Regions from separate parts of the Homo sapiens genome. Here region 2 is linked to region 1. Evidence: chromatin loops called from intact Hi-C (ENCODE). Cell type or tissue: PC-3. All regions are shown on one strand. Links, peaks and the distances in the headings refer to the core of each region. The heading gives the core; the rest is flanking DNA.

Region 1 (5,385 bases), core at 229-5,228:
GTTTACTGTGTGCCAAGCGCTGTTCTAAATGCTTTACCCATATTATTTTATCAGCCCTTTATGCACATTCTATTCTTATTCCCATTTTACAGATGAGACAAACGAAGCATTAACAAGGCCACAGAGCTAGAATGGTAGAGCTGGGATTTGAAGGTGCTCAATTTGGCTCCAGGGTTCATTCTTTTAAACATTCAGCACACTCCCTCTGTAAAGTCGCTGAAGAGTCTGCCTTAAGAACAGTGCTTCTGGGGGCTCCATCAGGCACAGCAGCTTCAGGAGTCTGAGGGAAGTGCTGGGGCTATGATTCAGGATCCTGGGGAGCTCTGCATGGGTCACAGCGCCGAAGGAAGTTCTAAGGGCTGTCGTCCCTGATTTGTGATTGCTTCTAAAATGCCAGAGTTTGACTATGGTATCATCATGGGCTAATTCCTCGGTAAAACACACTGTCTCTCTGTGTGTGTGTGTGTGTGTGTGTGTGTAAGAAGCATAGGGAAAGGAGATCATTGGGCTGAAAAAAAACATGTAGTCCAATATTTCCTAAACTTTAATGCGCACGTGAATCACCTAGAGTGGAGCCTGAGACCTGCCTTTCCGAACCATGCTGAGGTTCTCCCTGTCAGAGAAGCAAGGAAATAGAGAACCCAAGTTTGGTTTCAAACTCTTAAAGAAAAACAGTGAAATGCTTTCTTCCAACTAAATCTTATATGGGCATCCAACGAGTAAAACATAAAAGTGGAGCCAACCGTGATTGAAGTGAAGGGGGCTGCCAGAAGCCTCATTCAAAATGCTTTTTCTCCCCTCCCAACTCCCGGAACCTCAAGGAAACGCAAGCCCTCGCCCACTGGCTCGGACCTTCTCCCTGCCTCCCACCAGAGCTGCGCCACCTAATACCAGTCACAGTAGTTACTGAGCATTTGATATGTGGCTGGGGTGACTGAGGAACAGAATTATTCATTTTATTTAAATTAATCTAAGTTAAAAGCTGAAGCAGTATCAAATACTTTTCTGTTAAACACAACTTTATTATTTTGGTAGGACAGTTCATTACATCGCCTAAGATCTTGTAGTCAACACAAATACCTCACTGATCTAGTGGGTGTCAGGCAGGTAATTCAGTTTGAATGATTTCTTTCTTTGTATCTGATTTAACTTGTGTTTATTTGAATATTTCATGCAGGCAACATGAGTTACAGTGTAAACTGTAATTAGTAATAAGTTTTGTTAAACTTTTTAACATTATTGCATTTAATTGTAATATCATTAAGTTGGTTTTCTAGTTAAGTATAGATAAAAATTTAAATTAAAAATGAAGACATACTACTGTCATGGAATCTAGTGGAGATGCAGAAGCTAATATTGTGACTGGAACAGTAAAAAAAAGATTGGAGCAAATTTTAGATTTCAGGGCAGTCTCAGTTTGCTATGGCAGAGCAAAATGCAAAAGCTATTATTGTATAAAACATTTAAAAATAATAAAGTGAGTAATATTAAGAGAAATTTGCAGGAAATGCACAGTGAATTTGATAAGAACTTTCCTTTGAATAGCCAAAAAAGAATCAATGAACTCAGACACCTGAAATAAGAAGTAAATGTCCAATAAAATTTTTAAAAATTTTTCAGCATTATCTGAGTGTGTGCCTTTGGTTATCTTTAAAATGGCTTGGATTCTTGAACGAAAATGGAAATCACTTTTAGGTGGACAAAGAGTAAAATAAATTATCTCAGTTATGAAAATTTGTTGGAAATGATAATGGAAAAGACTAAAAATACCATTTTATAAAAAGTGAAAGATCTTCAATTAAGCCACCAAACAGTTGTTAGTAGAATATAAGACCATTTAATAATATCAAAGATAAATTGATTCAAATTTGAAAAACTGCAAGTACTTTTCTCCAGGTTTCGATGAGCTCAGTGATGTAAAAGACACTGTTCAGTTAGCACTTAGACAACTTTCTTCTCAAACGACTTCCAAATTTACAAAGAAATGTGAATTTGTGCCCTAAAAAGTTGAACTCAAGGCATGAATATCTTTGAATCTCTCTATTTTTTTTGCTTCACCTTTCTAATCTTTACTTTCTTCTTCTTTTTTTTTTATTATTACACTTTAAGTTCTAGGGTACATGTGCACAATGTGCAGGTTTGTTACATATGTATACTTATGCCACGTTGGTTTGCTGCACCCATTAATTCGTCATTTACATTAGGTATTTCTCCTAATGCTATCCCTCCTCCAGCCCCCAATCCCCTGACAGGCCACGGTGTGTGACGTTCCCTGCCCTGTGTCCAAGTGTTCTCATTGTTCAATTTCCACCTATGAGTGAGAACATGTGGTGTTTGGTTTTCTGTCCTTGCGTGAATCTCTTATAGCTATCAAAGAAATTCATTTAGATATGAAAAAATTAGCTTCTGTTGTAATTGTGATCTAGTTACATCAGTTTAAAAATGTAGATTTATTAGAATCTTGGAATAAGAGATTGATGTTTCCCTTAATTCTTAATTCCATGATGTAATACGTATTACTGAAACTACATGTGCTCAGTTTTCTGAAGGAGACTATGAAAGCTGTATGGATGCAGTTGTTAAGATTGTTCAGTATATGTGCAAAAGCTATGAATCATCACCAGTCTGTGGAACCACTGAAAGAAATAGAAGATGATGAATTTAACGATCCTGTGTTCTTTGCCAATACTGGTTGATTGAGTCGTGGAAGAGTTTTACAAAGATTTGCTGTACTGTTAGATCCAATTCAAGATTTTCTTGAAACCAAAGGAATACTTGCCAAATAGTCAAAGACACAAAATGGTAATGTGATTTGTGTTTTCTCTTCAATGTTACACTGCATATGAACAAGCTAAATTTGAAGTTTCAAGTAAAGGAACAGCTTATTTGTGACCTAATTAGACAGGCACAAAAATTTATGTTGAAATTGAAGACTTTCATAATTCAAACCAATGATAACAATTTTACATCTTTTTTCTAACATAAATCAAGTGCAGAAGATTTAAATTGTAACTGTAAGTACAGGGGCTAGGCGCGTGCCTTATGCTTATAATCCCGAACTTCGGGAGGCTGAAGTGGGAAGACTGCTTGAGACCAGGAGTTCAAGACCAACCTGGACAACGGAGCAAGACTTTGTCTCTACAAAAAAACAGAAACCAAAACCAAAAAAAGAAAAAACAAAAAGAAAAAACAAACAACAACAACAACAAGAAACCCTACCAAAATACCAAAACCACACAACAAACTAGCCAGGCGTAGTGGTGTAGTGGTACATATCCATAGCTCTAGCTACTCAGGAGGCTGAGGCAGGAAGATCCCTTAATTCCAAGAGTTCAAGGCTGCAGTGAGCTATGATTATACCACCACAGTCCAGCCTGGGTGACAAAGCCAGACTCTGTCTCTCTCTACAAAATACAAACAAAAACCTATTAAGAGGGTAGATCTCATGGTAAATGTTCTTGCCACAATAAAACAAAATTTTAAAACCAAAAAAGAAAGTACAGTTGGCCTATATTCTCAGGTTGAACCAGCTTACAATGTCATCTGCAGATTCAATGGACAGTACATAGAAAATATTTGGGAAAGAATAAAAATCACAATACAACAATAAAAAGTAATACAAATTTAAAAACAATACACTGTAAAATAATTATCTGCAAGCATTTTCATTGTATTAGGTATTATAAGTAATGTATCAGTGACTGAAATTATACAGGAGGATGTGTATAGGTTGTATGCAAATACTACTTCATTTTATATCAGGGACTTGGGCAGCCATAGATATTCATATCCTCTGGAGGGTCCTGGAGTACTATGTAAATTGGTTGCAAAAAGTCTCTTTTCTAGAAAAACTGGGAAGACATTTTGTTCATATTGATACATTTAGAATTCTTTTCCTATTTATTTATATATTATTCTTTTGAGTTCATGCCAGTGAGACTGAGCTGACCCAAGAGTTGGTGAATTTACCTAACTTGGACAAAAGTTTATTTAAAATGGGTACACTTTTTCTTCTAAAAAAAGGTGAGCTATTTTGGCCAATGTAGATGCAAATATTAAAATAAAATTGGGTCCAGGCATGGTGGCTCACACCTGTAATCCCAGCACTTTGGGGGGTTGAGGCAGACGGATCATCTGAGTTCAGGAGTTCGAGATCAGTTTGGCCAACATGATGAAACCCCTTCTTTACTAAAAATACAAAAAAATTTAGCAGGGCGTAGTAGTGCATGCCTGTAGTTTCAGCTACTCAGGAGGCTGGAGAATCGCTTGAACCAGCAAGGTGGAGGTTGCAGCCGGCAGACTTCATGCCACTGCACTGCAGCCTGGTCAAGACAGCAAGACTCTGTCTCAAAAAAATAAAAAGAAAAAAATTATTTTTGATGTTTGATTGACTTATTTCGAAACTTTTAAATGTGTTTAGAACACTTTGGTTATATGAATCTATTTTTTAATGGTATATTTTTTAAAATCTAAATACAAATTTAGTATTTCTGATGAAAATTTGGTGTTCAAATCGAGATGTCCTTTAAGTATAAAATAGCCACCAGATTTTGAAGGCTTAATATGAAAGAAAGAATGTAAACTATATTATTAATTGATTTATTATGTTTGATTGTATGTTGAAATAATATTTTGAATATATTGGGTTAAATAAAATATATTATTTAAAGTAATTTTTCTTGTTTCTTCTTACCTTTTTAATGTAGCTATTAGACTACTAGACAATTCAACATTATGTACTTGGCTTTCATTATTCATTCTTCTGTTGCACTCAAGATAATTGTGCATGAAACTTCTTCATGAAAGCAGAGATCATCTTTGTTCTTTAATTTTTTTTTCTCCTGCTGAATCCTTGCTTAGCACATAGCAGGTATTCAATAAATATTTGTTAAATAAGTGAAAAAGTTTGGGGTGTTTAATTCTCTGTCAGAAACATCTTTGCACAAGTTGATATGTGAGTGTATTAAAAGTAATCTAGAAATGGCTTAAAGTATACAGGAGGATGTGCATGTATTACTCTCAGAATAAATGCCAAAATAATTGTATAAAAGGGCATGGACCATTTTATTGCTGTTAAACATTGCCAAGTTAATCTCAGAAAAGATTGAATCAATTTACAGTGCCATCAACATTGTAAATTGGTTCAGACTATCAGTCTCCCAATGCCAACTTTTAAAGGAATGTAGAGTGATTAGCAATGTGACACTGGCCAAGTTACTTAGCTTTTAGAAACTCAATTTCTTTAAACTATAAAATGGAAATAATAACGTAAGGCTGAAAATTAAGTGAGAAAATGCATAGGCAAATACTTACCCAATACTTGCCTCGTGTGAAGTAGGTTTTAAATGGATGATTCCAGTTAAAAGAATCTTAATTTCATAGTAC
Region 2 (5,385 bases), core at 206-5,205, 120 kb before region 1:
GAGCCTGGGTTTCCCAGCCGTGGAGAGCAGCGTTATTCTAAGAGCTCCCTTACAGGGTGAGAGTGAGGGTGGAAGACGTGATTATTACCTAAGTGGAGGGCTTGGTAGAGTGTCTGGCACGCAGTACGAGGCTGAGATGTTGAAGGCTACTCTCTGGTTGGGAGGCCATCCTGGCCCAGGGCCCACCTTAACTGTGCCCACCCTGCCTCCCATCCAGCCTTCACCTTTCCTTTTGCACATCCACATCCCAAGTCGGCCCCAGCCTTTCCTCTCACCATGAGCTGTTCTCCACTTCCTGAATTCCTCAAAGTCCTACCTCACTGCTTCTCCTGCAGAGTTAGAACTCCAGGAAAAAGCCAAAACTTTATTTCAGAACTCTGTTATAAACATCCTTAAAGACAGATGCCAGGTGGTGGGTGGGGCCGAGGCCCTGAGAGTGGAAGGGTTTTGGGGATGTTCATCGGCTTGAACAATGCTCATTGGGAGCTGAAAAGACTTTCAGAGCAGAGCCCTACAGGGTGCTCAGACGTAACCACCGTGGGCTTGGAAGCTGCAGTACGGGACCCATACAGCCTTCCCTTTGGGCCTCCAGGGTGAGCCTTGAGAGTTGTTTTCCCTTCTTAGGAAAAAGGGAGAGGTAGGTTCTTGCTAGGTGTGAGCCTGCTGCACCCACCAACTGGCTACCGTTCTGATCTCATAGCAACGCAGTGGCCCCACTCAGGGCCTCCCAGGGCCCCGCCTGTGAAGGAGGAAGCTGAGAGGAGTGCCCAGGGCTGAATCCCTCAGATACCTCTGTCCTTCCCCCAAGGGGTAAGGGAGCGGGCATCTGTTCCCGTGCAGGCGTCCTTGGGGACGGGTGTGGATTCCTTCCTGTGACAGCTGCAGAAGCCACCAGAACACGGTGCAGAGCACGAGGCTGATTTTCAATCCCAGTGTGGGCCACACCCTATGTGGGGGGAGTGTTTGCTTTTCCATAAATGTAAAAATTGCTTAATATGACTCCAGAGAAGACTAAACACCTGTTTGCTGGTGGACTCTCTCTCGTTTATTTTTTCTGTTTTCAGGAGCGGGTGGGACTTCCTCCAGAAACTGCTGGTTTCCTGAAAATCTGGACCATGCCTGAGACTTTTTTATGAACTTTTAGCTTTGTTTTGATTTATTTATTTATTGTGAGCTCTCTAAGGGACATCAAAAAAAAAAAAGAAAGAAAAAAGTCGATTCTCCAAAAGATTTTCACTCAAGCTTAGCAAAGGACAGAACTACAATGTCACCAGCAAATGTTTGCCCCTCACTGAGCATTCTCCAAAGTGAGGTCTCTAAAAAGACACTGTCTATGTCACTTCCTGCTTGCTGGGAAAAGCCAAAGTTTCACTAGGCTTTGACCCAGAGGTCGTCTTGCAGTGAGGGAGGCCATCTCCTCCTGATGTCCACTGGGCCTTTGGTTTTCAATGACTGAAAGCTGTTTTTGTCCCAGCAGAACTACAAAATACATACCTCACCTAAAAAAATAGGAGGCATGACTACCATCTCTCCCTCTTGGAATGTATTGCACCTATAGCCAAGGGGAGATGTATAGCCTTCTCAATGTTCTATGACCTAGCACCTTTTTCTCTTAAATATTCACTAGAAAACTAATAAAGCCATGGACATACTCTGATGTTATCGATGGCAGATTTTGGGGTTGACCTAATGTACTTTTTCCCCACTTAACGCACAACTTAATCATCTCCTGAGGAACAAAGAGATGGTGGCAAAAAACCCTCTGTAAAACCTTTTTCCTGTTCCACTGGGAAACCAGGATCAAGGACAAGGGACAGGAATGGTGCAGGGACAGGAGCTAGTTGTATAAGATGTGTAATTTTGAGGGGCAGAGGGGTGACCAGATTCTGCTGGCAAGGGCTGAGAAACAGGGAGTTCTTTGGTTTCTGATGGGGAAAGAAACCATAGAGTGTTATTTAGCCCTGTTGGAAAGCTGGTCTCTGAAAACTGAAAGCACCCAAGATAACGGGGATAAAGATGGGAAAAGGTTAGAGGTGGGAAGGGTTAGAGGTTGCAAAGCCTCAAGTAAGACTTATTCTTTGGGTGGTGTCATTCTAAATGTTTTGACTTGGAGGAAAGAGCTGGGAATGAGGACAATGTCCCTGCTATTATAACAGCAGCATATGCACCAACATAAAGAAAAATCCTGTTTAAGAAAAACCTGCCTGGGCTGTGCTTTAATTGCAAGAGGTAGAAGGACGTGGTGGGGGAGGCTCAGCTGCTGGTCTAACAATAGCATAAGCCGACCTTGCTCAGGGGAAGTCCATTGCTAAACTTCAAAGTTCAGTCTGTGAACTTCACATTTAGGAAGCACTTCCTGATGACCTCATTTAAAATTTTATTCTTCCAAGGGACACAGTACAGAATATATGGACTTACATTTTTTTTTTTTCTCCAGCAATTTCCCTGCTTCTGTAGGAGTAAAAAAACGGAAACAGGTGCTTATGTATTTATTTTTAAAGCTCCCTAGCTACTAAGGACAGCAAGGACTTTTGCCATTTAATTTTTGTTATTGTCTAGCTCATGAAAATGTATTTCTTAATCCTCCAGCTACACATATTCCTGATGAGAAAAAGTATAAACTGGTATGTCCTATGCACTCTAGGAGCCCTTGATTTAAGACTAACCACACGGCATGTACACAGACAGCCATGTAGAAAATGCCTGCAGAGCCAGCATCAGGGGCAGGATGGAGACATGGGCCCGGGATAGAGTGGAAAAGGAATTGTGTGAATCACGGAGGTGGACAAGTGTTTATGTACAAGATGGAAATCCTTACCATATATCCAGTTCAGTCAGGTTTATGTGAAGGAAATGACCAAGCCAGTGCTACTTGCTCTTTCGATTACCAAATGGGATTGCTTGGCTGGTTTAGGGAGAATAAACACAATAATAGTGAAAGTAGTTGACCACAAAATGATGCGGCCTGAGTCATAGAAAGCTTTATGGAGAAGATAGCATCTGAAGGTCCCATTCAGCAATGGGTGGGGCAGAAGTGGTCTTACATGCTGAGGGGATGTGGGGCACAGAGAAACAAGGACTGCTGCTGCAGCTCTGCCCTGAAGGAGCCAAGTGGCATATCGTAAACGGGGTGCCTTGTAGGCCTTCTTGCTGTCCACAGGTAAATTTGAGGAGTGCTTAGAATACGTCATGTCTGCCGGGCGCGGTGGCTCACGCCTGTAATCCCAGCACTTTGGGAGGCTGAAGCGGGCAGATCACCTGAGGTCGGGAGTTTGAGACCAGCATGACCAAAGTGGAGAAACCCTGTCTCTGCTAAAAATACAAAAATTAGCCAGGCGTGGTGGTGCCTGCCTGTAATCCCAGCTACTCAGGAGGCTGAGACAGGAGAAATGCTTGAACCCGGGAGGTGGAGGTTGTGGTGAGCCAAGATCGCACCTTTGCACTCCATTCTGGGCAACAAGAGTGAAACTCCGTCTCAAAAAATAATAAAAAAATCATGTTTTCGAAGCCAAGGGCTGCTCAGCCCACATCGCCCAGTGCTGTTTTGGCCTTGTCTGATGATACCTGCATGCTGACAAAGGAGGTGCCCGGCCCTGGGCATCATCTCTGCTGGAGCCTAGTTCTCACTTAGCTCTGTTTCCCTGGGTATGCCACTTGACCTCCATAGTTTCTATTTTCTTATTAGTAAAATAAACGAGTTGAGCGAGATGTTCTCTAGAATAACTTCTGTTTTTCCCATTCTACGCATGGTAAAGTATACTTAAACATATGTACATATTTCTTTAGTTGGGAAAACAGCAGTGGTGAAGCCCTAAAAAGACAGAGGACCTCTCGTTTTCCCCAATTTGTTGCCTTTATGAATGTGATGGGTTGCGGGGGACATTTGCAAAGAGAGACCAGACATCTACCTGAGGCTATGAGGTAGCGGGCAGATCCCCAGTGTGGACAGGGCTACTTAGGCCCATGGGGGCAGGAGGCCTTAGCATTGGCTACCCATGTGCTCCTGCAGTCCTCCTAGGAGGGAGTGACACCCCTAGTCTCTATTCACCCCCCAGCACCTCCCTCCAGGGGCCTCTGGGCTGCATCAGGGGAGATGTGCCCTGTCCTTAGCTATGGCTTCAGGTTTGGCTCAGTGCTTTTTGCCCTTCATACTGGAAAAGCTTATTTTTCCCCATGAATATCAAAGTAATACAACTTCAGAACAACAGGAAGGTACAGAAAGCATTGAGGATAAATACATAATCAGCTATCATACTATCACACAGAGCAATTTATTTAAGTGCATTTTCTTCTAACGTGTTTTTTCCTTAATGCAAATGTAAAATTTTGCATTCTACTTTTTCTTTTCTTTTGGCTTGATCTCATAGCATGTTTCCATGCCATTACATATATTTGACCCCACTTCATTCCCTTCTGCTTCCCTATGCTCACCCTCTTGTCTCGGTGTCCCTGACTTCAGCCTCGCCTCCTGCGCTCATGCTGTGTGCCTGTCTGAAGTACAGCCATTCTTCATTTGTCATTGAGTCCTACCATGCTTTACGGCTCTCTGTCCCCCATGAAGCCTTCTCAGACCACCTTGGAGAACTTTCCAGATTGTCTATCCATCCCTGACCCCCTTCCCTTCCTTGGGGTCTGGACCATGCCTTGGGTCCTTAACAAGTGCTGCTCTGGGCTGTTAGGTCTCTTTTTATGTAGACACCCCTCAGGCAGTGGTGCATTGGTGGATACTCAGCAACTGGCTCTCTGGAAGAAAATATATTCATATATATATACACGCATACATGCATATATTGTGCATTTCATTGCTATCAAGGTATTATACAATTTATAAATAATAATGAAATATACAGTATTCTTTATTGTAAACTCCAAATAGCAATTGATTTTCACAGAATACTTTTGCTGATGTTTGTTGGACCCTTGTCTCACTAGTCAACCTATGGTGGCAAATGACAAGTGTAGGTTGGCTGACAGGTTTATTTACATTAATGAAGAAGACAAAAATGAAATAAGGACACATTGAAACTCAATCATTCAACAATGACATGAATTCTTTGCTCAATCAAATCATTGTTTTTGAGCACTGGAAGAATATTTCCTTAATGTTTTGTGCTAGTTACAATTGGGACAGTTCTAAATTTAATCTTCATTACTAACATTTTTTTTCTATGGCTCTCTTAAGTCTAGATGAGGGGCTAGCAATCCATGGCCTGACAAATCTGGTGCACCATGTGTTTTTGTGAATTAGGTTTATTGGAACACAGCCAGGTCCATTTGTGTGTCTATTGTCTGTGGCTGCTTTTGTGCTGCAATAGCAGAGTTGAGTAGTTTTAACAGACACCTATGGCCTACAAAAGGAAAAATATTTACTGTCTGGCCCTTTAC

What was found. Peaks named below come from ENCODE experiments on the same cell type or tissue, not always from the same donor. Only the 100,000 strongest peaks of a DNase experiment are listed, where the experiment ranks them.
Region 2: it touches region 1 in a loop (4-fold over the local background); 13 of 110 quality-filtered maps call a loop at or near these places.

The regions. Positions count from the first base shown.
Region 1 is chr15:58,337,601-58,342,985 of GRCh38, reverse strand. No RefSeq gene overlaps it. Among named protein-coding and RNA genes, the nearest start is that of LIPC, 92 kb to the left of the region's middle. In PC-3, for the core only: no CTCF peak of the experiment used is centred there; a DNase peak (open chromatin) is centred at 2,625; H3K27ac peaks cover 684 bases.
Region 2 is chr15:58,455,219-58,460,603 of GRCh38, reverse strand. All of the region lies in intron 1 of LIPC (lipase C, hepatic type), which reads right to left. The region is part of intron 2 of LIPC-AS1 (LIPC antisense RNA 1); the gene reads left to right. Among named protein-coding and RNA genes, the nearest start is that of LIPC, 26 kb to the right of the region's middle. RefSeq lists enhancers at 522-581, 612-751 and a silencer at 2,287-2,346. In PC-3, for the core only: no CTCF peak of the experiment used is centred there; a DNase peak (open chromatin) is centred at 2,903; H3K4me3 peaks cover 446 bases; H3K27ac peaks cover 3,737 bases.